Regions from separate parts of the Homo sapiens genome. Here region 2 is linked to region 1. The links are chromatin contacts, found by Hi-C or POLR2A ChIA-PET in ENCODE. All regions are on one chromosome and are shown on one strand. The core of a region is the stretch at or near the end of the contact, and the rest is flanking DNA. Distances in the headings are between cores, read along the strand shown.

The links. Hi-C counts contacts between places; a loop is a spot of excess contacts on that map. ChIA-PET counts read pairs that join two places held with the same protein, here RNA polymerase II (POLR2A). Pooled maps may share reads with other maps.
Region 2: a loop to region 1 is called in a pooled map, with 2.7 times the contacts of the local background. The contact joins two enhancer-like sites. A Hi-C loop is called at or near these places in 13 of 37 single-sample maps with no recorded cell type and 6 of 50 pooled maps. POLR2A ChIA-PET finds 5 or more read pairs at or near these places in 1 of 52 experiments (OCI-LY7).

The regions. Positions count from the first base shown.
Region 1 is chr5:124,517,263-124,521,718 of GRCh38, reverse strand. No RefSeq gene overlaps it. Among named protein-coding and RNA genes, the nearest start is that of LINC01170, 81 kb to the right of the region's middle. Within about 2 kb of position 2,128, at least 4 of the 41 ENCODE cell types and tissues checked have a DNase peak (open chromatin) inside an H3K27ac peak, as active enhancers do.
Region 2 is chr5:124,696,106-124,700,561 of GRCh38, reverse strand. All of the region lies in intron 3 of ZNF608 (zinc finger protein 608), which reads left to right. Among named protein-coding and RNA genes, the nearest start is that of ZNF608, 48 kb to the left of the region's middle. Within about 2 kb of position 2,066, at least 7 of the 41 ENCODE cell types and tissues checked have a DNase peak (open chromatin) inside an H3K27ac peak, as active enhancers do.

The DNA of each region.
Region 1 (4,456 bases), core at 879-3,378:
CGCTCTGAGTGTGGGCCGCGGAGCCCACATCCACCGGGAACTTGTGCTGGCCCGCAAGCACAGTGCACAGCCCTGGTTCCCACCGGCGCCTCTCCCTCCACACCTCCCCGCAAGCTGTGGGAGCCGGCTCTGGCCTCGGCCAGCCCAGGAAGGGGCTCCCACAGTGCAGCGGGGGGGCTGAAGTGCTCCCCAACTGCCGCCGAAGTGGGAGCCCAGGCAGAGGAGGTGCCTAGAGCGAGCAAGGGCTGTGAGGGCTGCCAACACGCTGTCACCTCTCACATCAGGTGAGATTTGGAAGGAGTAAAAGAGCAAGTGGCTGTGGCTATATGCATAGAGATCTAACCTTCTGGCCAGTGTAGGTCAGAGGCAGTGTAGTTCTGGGGCTGGTGGCTGCAGAGGCAGCTCCTTGTTTCGGCACTTGGTAATTGCAACCGAGGCCTGTGTTGCAACCAAATCTTTTAATGTGGCACTTCTCTGGAGGAGCTAAGGAAGTTGTTTCTGAAATTTCTGTTTAGAGCCTGTTCTTTCAAATCACCCAATGGCTTTGTGAGCTCGGTTACTTTCTATAATAATTCCCTTTCTCTTTATATTATCAATAATAGATTCTGTTGTCTGCAGTAAAAAACACTGACTGATAAAGTGAATCTCTTTGGGTAGTCTGGATGGCAGAATCGTTTCAGTCATGTTAAAGGGTCACAAGTAGGCTTCCCTGCTCTCTCTCTTCCATTTTTACTGCTGGCCCTACCCCAGGGATGTGGGCTATATACCATTTTTTTTCTGGCTGTTATCTTTTTTTAATTTTCTGCGATCTAACTCTTTTTTTTTTTTTTGAGGCGGAGTGTCGCTCTTTCGCCTAGGCCAGAGTGCAGTGGTGCTATCTCGGCTGACTGCAAGCTCCGCTACCCAAGTTCACGCCATTCTCCTGCCTCAGCCTCCCTAGTTGCTGGAACTACAGGCGCCCGCCACCGAGCCCGGCTAATGTTTTGTATTTTTAGTAGAGACGGGGTTTCACAGTGTTAGCCAGGATGGTCTTGATCTCCTGACCTGGTGATCCGTCCGCCTCGGCCCCCCAAAGTGCTGGGATTACAGGCGTGAGCCACCGTGCCCGGCCTCTGTGAAGGATATGAATGTTTACATATCTGTAAGCCACAAAACTCATATTCATTTTCAATTTCTTGTTACTCTCCATGATAGAAAGCAGAATGGGGCTGCTCACAAAACCCAGTGGATGACAGAGGTTTAGGCCTCCTTCATGAAGTTCCATAGGAGTTGTTCCCTGTCCACAGTGAATTGTAGCAGGAAGTAGAGTTGCTCACTGCTAGTCTCCTCTTTCACACACTTCTTAGGGGAGTCTCACACAGTTGTTATACCATCTTCAATCCCTAGGAATGTTCCCCTTCAAAATTACTCCTTCTAATGAGTGAGGTTCTCTAGCAATTACAAGTCTGCTTTCAAATTCTAGTGGCTCAATTGTGTATAAAGAGGAATGGAAATATGCCTGTTATTCTGGTGTCATTATTCATGCTCTTGCTCTATTCATCTTCCTTATAGCCACAGTCATTTTAATCCATCTCTGATACTCACTCACTAGCTTAACCAACCCTCAGACCCAGGTGTGGTCTACCCCTCACACACCACTTGCAGCTGGGGAACTATCTTTCAAACTTGTTTCTCCAAGTTGCTTAGTTCAGGTAACTTTTCCTGTACTCTGTCTTTGCCAAAACATCAGCTTTTAAGGCCTGCTCGTTCTTTTAAGAAGCAACACTAAAAAACAAGTGTTTAGATTAGAAGAAGGTGTACAGGACAGACTTCAGACAGGTGGAAATTTAGAAAATAGATTAAGCCTCTTGGGTGGCATTTTAAAGAATTTGTACTTCTAGAATTCATACTGCATCCAGATCCGGAAGAAGTCAAAATAGCAGGGACGGGGAGGTGATATGACAATGTCAAAAAAGTTACAGGCTGAAATGAAATATGAAAGAGGAAGTTTTACACCTTTTAAGGGGGCACAATCGGTATAGCCATTTAGTTTCTGTGGCTGTGCTATACCACATAGACTGTTAATTGTCATGAATCTGCTTTTCCTCTGAGGGTCTATTTATATCCTGTTGGAGAGCCAGTGGCACTGAGTCATGGCAATGTGCAGAGCTAGAATTAAGCAAGCTGGTGATTACTTATGCCTGTACAAGCAAGGGGCCAGTCCTTTGGGCAAAATTTCAGGAGCATTCCCTTCCATCTGCTGATAAAAAAGCCTTTTCTATGTTGGGCTATTGCAGTTAAAGCAACTCCTTTGGAGAAGACAAAGTGGTATAGTAAAAAAGGACTGAACATAGATCAGTTCTGGTTATGAATCTTGATTTATTCCTTAATACTGCATTGACCTTGGTCAAGTCAATTACTATCTGGGAACCTTAAATTTACCACCACTGAGTTAGAAATATTTATTTATTTTTCTTTTCTTTTTTTTTTTATTTTGGAGACAGGGTTTCACTCTTTTACCCAGGCTGGAGTACAGTGGTGCAATCCTAGCCCACTGCAATCTCAAACTCCTGGGCTCAAGTGATCCACTCCCCTCAGCCTCCCAAGTAGCTAGAACTACAGGCGCAAGCCACCATGCCTGTTTAATTTTTGAATTTTTTGTAGAAACAAGATCTCTCTATGTGATCAAGCTGGTCTCAAACTCCTGGCCTCAAGTGATCCTCCTGCCTCGGCCTCCCAAAGTGTTGGGATTACAGATGTGAGCTGCCATGCCTAGCTGGAAATATGGAGTTACAGATGTGAGCTTCCATGCCCAGCTGGAAATATTTATATTTTTATATCTTGTGCCCTTCTGGGATCAATGAGAGGATGAAATGGGATAGCATATTTGTTGACACTATAGAAACAATAACATGCTTTAGGCAGCTCAATGGTCAAACCAGGCAAGCTCTGTTAAGAAGAAATATATTCTGCTTACAGTAGCAAACTATCTAATTATCAGCCACAATCTCTAAGTTCATTAGGAATCTTTTAGTTGTGAGGGACACAAATGGTCTCCAGTGTCGTTAAGCAAATAGGTGAAATTTCACAAAGTTCTTGGGGGCTTCAGAATTGATAGGAGATTGAAGAACTAGAATTGGGAAAGTGGACAGAAGCCAGGAGAGTCAACAATCAGGGAGTAGTGCCGTCATGTTTTAGCAGAAGCAGCCTGACCAGAATGTCACTACCACCAGTACTATAGGACAGGACTTCTGCTACTGAAGGGACAACCTCTCCATCTGCAGCCTCCTCCTCAATTAATGAGGATATTCCTTCCTATCACATCTCCTGCTGTAGGTGAATCCAAGCAGTTCTCGTGCTTTGGCATTACAATGCTAGGATTCAAAGCCCTAGACAAGAGCATCTTCTAGGCCAGCTCTGGGTCATATATGCATAAGGTGACTACCCCTGTTTCTGGGGAGGGAGGATCTGGTGCCTTCAGCTTCCCCCAAAGGATTCAGGGAACTGCTACCATCAAGTCTATACACACTGGGGAGTTACAAATGTTTAGCTGACATTTATTATTTAGAACTTAGCTGATTCCTATATCAAAGGAAAATGGGAAAAATAAATAAGCTTTGATGTGAATTCAGGATAGTGAATTTTCAACTAAACACTAATGGGGGAGGAGGGGATGCCGGATGACCAAGGGACACAGTGAGCAGGGCACGGAAATAAAAAAGGGCCTTAACAAGGAGAGGTAAGAGGATGCTAAAGATTACTTTCTCCCCAAATTTTCTTACTCTAGATCTCATGTACAAACACTGCAAAGTTTTTGAAAAAATTATCTAAAAATTCCTTTCGGTTGCACAATTCATGCAGTATTGCATGTGTCATCTGGAAAGGACTTCAGAGGTTCGACTCCATCCCTTTATGTCTAAAGAAACTGAGGCTGGGTGAGTTGATGTGAATACACAGGTCCCACAGTGAGTTAAGGCCAGAGCTGGAACAAGAACTCAATTTTCCAGACTCTAGTCCAGTGTTATTTTCATAGCACCCCATAGCATCTCTTTTGTGAAACTGCCTTTTTATTTTTTTTTCTGGCAGGACAAGAAAATATGCTCAGTATTATTTACTGATGCAGTCCAGCTGGGCCACTGAATTCTGCACTTACCTATAACTTCTGTGTGTCCAGGCACTGAAAAATTTTCCAAGGATTGTGAGCTGATATTTATACCAAGAAAAGACAGAGAAACCTTCATGATTATCTTAGGAAGAATAGTTTCATTTAGTTAGATTAATATTTATAGAGTACCCGCTATATGCAAGGTCAGTGGGGTATTAAAAATTGAGCAAAATGTGTTTTCTAATCTCAAAGATCTCCCAAGCCATCAAGAGTGAAATAGATAAGCCTACAAAGAGATTCCAAAAATGAATGTTGAATATGATAGGCAAAGGACTAAGTATACTATAGATTTTTAAAGGAGAAAAATCACAT
Region 2 (4,456 bases), core at 817-3,316, 180 kb before region 1:
GTGGCTGTGGCCAGCTGGTGCTCAGAAGTAATGAGGCCAGGGCCAAAGACTTAAGCCCTAGTAAGCCGGTCACTTCTCTTCTATGGCCAGAGACGTAAAACCTTTTCTGTTCCTTAACTCGGCAAGCCATTTGGCAAATGCAATCCATTAGCCACAAGAGAAACAAGGTTCAAAGGAAATGGATCAGGATTAATCTATCATTGCTATTGGAATATAAATCAGAGCATATGCCATGCTGATAGTGGATCCAAATCATGGTTGACCATGTCTCATAGCACATGACCACCAGGTATGAAGTGTTTCATATGGCCAGTGTCACTAACAAGCCAACCAATAATTGAAAACTAACTACCAAGAAGATCTGTAGTGCTCCATTGGGGAGTGAGTAGAGTAGAAGAGATAAGGAAGAAGCATGCTCCAGGGTGCTTCAGAGTGGACCAGAGAACAAAGAAAAATGAAGGGGTGGGGGAACTTTTTTTTCTCTGTAAGTTAGATCGGTCAAAGATAAGGGAGATGACAGTTGTTGATATCATGGTCATTTGCCAGAGGAGTAAGGGCAGGATGAGGGTAACAAGAAGGGTCTGAGACTCACAATTATTCATCAGATTCCTCTGAATCAAGGGAGAAAAACTGAGGGCCGAAACTCAAAGGGAGAAGGTGAAATGTATTCAAAAGTGGCTGAGTGGATGGGGAATATTGAGGGTAATTGCTGGGCAAGAAGTAGTTGAGAAAAAATAGTTAAGGATAGTGACAAACTGGGAAATGAAAGAAGAAGATAAAAATAAATGAAAATCAGATGACAAGTGTTGAGTATAATTCTTAAAAGATAGAAAACAGCTCAAGCTGTTTCAAGGTAGAAAACAAAGGTTGTTAGAGAACTCTGAATTCTACATATTACATTAAATATACTCTTGTGCGATATGTTTCGTAGTTAAATAAAAATATTTGTAGATAGCACTGGTAAGTATAAATAAAGACAATACACAAGAAAGAATCAGAGAAAAGGACTGAAAGTAGCTATGGTCAGCTTTTGTTTGCTCAGAGGGAAGTGATTAAAATTTACTTTTTTGGCTTTAGAAATTTTTGAGTTTTGGGTCTCTTCTTTCATTTTGTACTTTTAATTTGGGTTTTTCAGATATTCTGGGAAGCCATTTGAAACTATACTGTGGAACCACATTGGGAGGAACTGATGTAGGAGGAGCCAGAATTTGTCTCATCTTGCTTGTCTGTTCAGCCACCCTCCAGTACAAGGGGTCCCATGTGGGGAGCAAGCTTCTATCATGTTATTCTCTTGGGTTGTGCAGTTTGCCTTCCCTTAGATTTTCTCTAAGGGAAATGGTGGATAAGGCGTTCAGACTGACACTCAGTGTGAAAAGTATAAAAAAGTATTGAAGATCTTAATAAGGTCACAGTGAATTTGTTTAGGTGCACATTTTCAGGAACAGAAAAATATTTGGAAAGTGTAAGGGTAATTTCCCTAAACTTGAACATCAGATTTTTTTGTACTTGGATAATTTACTCATTAGCGTGAAATGCTGTCTTCCCATTTCTTAGCTATGACTTAGCACTCCCATCAGTTTATTGCTTGTCATGATTTTATTTATTCAAGTGTGGAGTAGGACTAAGTCCCTGCAGTGTGACCTCACTGGGTGGTAGATGTTATAAAATTAGCCACAAACTTTCTGGAACAGCTGTAAAGCTTGGGTTATTTTTCACTTTGCTTAGAAGTCTGCTTAGTTTTGACTTTTAACCTTAGCCTCTTCTCAAAGATAAGATTATTTAGGAAAAAAATCTGGGTTTAAAAACTATAGCAGTACATAAGTTGGTGTGGAATTCTGGGCATATGCTTAAAGAGCTGTAAGGTATTATTACTGTTGTTATTATTTGATAGTGATATACATAAAGCCTCACCAGTTCCACTCTGTCCTCTGAAAAACTGGTCTCCTGAGTCCAACTGCCTTTATACGTGCTCTGTTCCATCCATTTCTGTGAATATCTTTGTACATTCGTACAGCGGACTGATAGCTTTAGAAGGTTTTCAGGCTGTTGGCAGCCCCAGCCTTCTCTTTACTGCCTCACATTTTCCAGGATTTGGAATGTGTGGATGTTTACTGTGGTGACAAGAAGGAGCTGGAGCTGTTAATAGAGTTATTCTTGCTGAATAAACTAAACTTCTGACCTCCAAAGAATTTAAGAACTCATCTTAGTAAAGGCCTGGGTCATAAGATGTATGTTTAATGTGCAACCATTTGCAAGAGCGTTCCATTTGCATTTTTCTCACTATAGTGTGTTTAAAGCTCTTGTACCAATTTAAAAATTAAACCCACTTGACCATTAATTTTTTCCTTTTGGGAGAAACAAAGAGAGACACAGAACAAACACATTGGGAGCCAGTTATTTGGCAGAGCTGAAAGAGAGGGATTCCAGGAGAAGGGGAGGGGAGAGTAAGCTACAATAGTTTTGTAGTGTGAGGTTTCACTAACAAAGAGCTTCAAGTTGAGCATTTATAAAACTGTCAGGTGCCTTTGACTAATGTCCTGTAGATGGAGTTGAATAAAACCCCGTCCCTGGTATTTTCACTTGGAGAGAGAGTATTGTGTAACTGGTAGTGTTTTCCACAAACCTAATTTGTTACGTGCGTTCATATGTCTGTGAAGGTCATATATGTGTGTGTGTTTTAAGATCCTAGAATTTTAAGAGTTCATGCCTGCACTCTTTGGGGGGAATATTGAATATTACTGTGATTTATTTGGATGGTTGGGAATCGCAAGACTGGACTAGGAGGATCCCCATTCAATACTTAATTGTTTCTTGTGTTTGGAGTTTCTCATTAGAGGAGGATTCTTTTAGTCAGTCTTTCCCCTAGTGTTACTGCCAGTACATGAAGTACTGGTTGTCTAAGAACCAAGTTGTGCTCAGGAATAAAGTGTTACTAGTGAAGTTCCCTCTGGAAAAAATTAGTGGGTTTCAGATCATGCCTAATAGGAGAGAAAAACTATTACTGCATTTGGATGTTTGGTAATTCTACTCTGATCTTTTTTCTTTAAGGTAAATGCATAGGACCAATGATGTATGGTACAAAATTACTCACAGATGTTGGAAAGAATTTCCTTAGCATTTATTCCTGCCATTTGGGACACACATGCCTCTGTATAGTCATTTGTTTGAAAATTTGCTCTTTAAAAAAAAAATAACAAAACAAACCAGAAAAAACATGGTGTATATAGCAATATGTGTAAATACATATGTGCTGAACTTGGCTTTTTAGCCTTTATGAATGTGTTTCCTTTTGATTTTTATTGAATCATGTTTCTTATTGGCTTTTTTTTTTTTTTTTGGCCTTACCTGAGAACATACTTGGTTTAGCTGCATCTGTCGCCGTTATTCCGACCGTTATTTACTACTGCTCTGCCACTCTATCATTCACGACGCTTTTACTTTCTTACTGGTTAAGTAAAGCCATGAAGAAAAGAAAGTGAGAGAAAGAAAAGTGGTACTTGCCAAAGAGGGTTCTCGGTGCTGTGCCTTTGAATCACCTTGGGAGCTTTTAAAACCCACTAATGCCCAGGCACCACCCCAGGCATTTGTTTAGTCTGGGTTGGCATTTTGGTCTGGTTTGGTATTGGTGTTTTGTCAAAGCTCCCTAGGTGATTCTAATGTGCAAACAAGGTTGAGAACCACTGTCTCATGGCAAAGAGTTGATGTCTTAGCCCTTTGCAAGTTCCTTGACTTTTTCTCTGTAAGGAAGACACATGTATTATTGCTTCACTTTCCCAGGTATAAAATGGACATAGGGACACCCGTCCTACTTACCTCACAGAGCAGATAGTGTCTATCAAGATGCTATGGCAGGTGAGCAGGGTTGTTTAATCACTGTGCTGATGAGGAAGAGGGTCTGGCTTTGCTCCTCAACATGAACTCCACAGAGGATTTAAGAGGCTTAACAAACAACTGGTAGTACCACTCTTCCTAATTTATTGATATGGGAAGAGTGGACCCTACTGTTGATTTCTCAAGTGAGTCCAATGCAATACTTCTATTTCTGTGTGGCCTCTGCTGAATTATTTTTTAGATGACTCAGAACCCCATAGTATTAAGGAAAGTTGTTAATGTAGCAAATATAGAATGTGCTGAGAGAATCAGAGTTTTTGGCGGGCAATGAAAATACAAAGGGCAACTTATGATAGTGACTACCATTTTAATGAGAAGACTCAGCACCTGGTGTGAGAGGATGAATGCTTGTTTGTATGAGGACCTTCTTCACCTGATGCATTTTTCAAGGAAGGAAACTGATTTTGGGAATCCGTGTTTTCAGGGTAGTTAATTGGAGAAAGAAATGATTCTCTCTCTCTCTTTTTTTCCTTTTTTTTTTTTCTTGAGACGGAGTTTCACTCTTGTTGCCCAGGCTGGAGTGCAGTGGCATGATCTTTGCCCACTGCAACCTCCACCTCCCGGG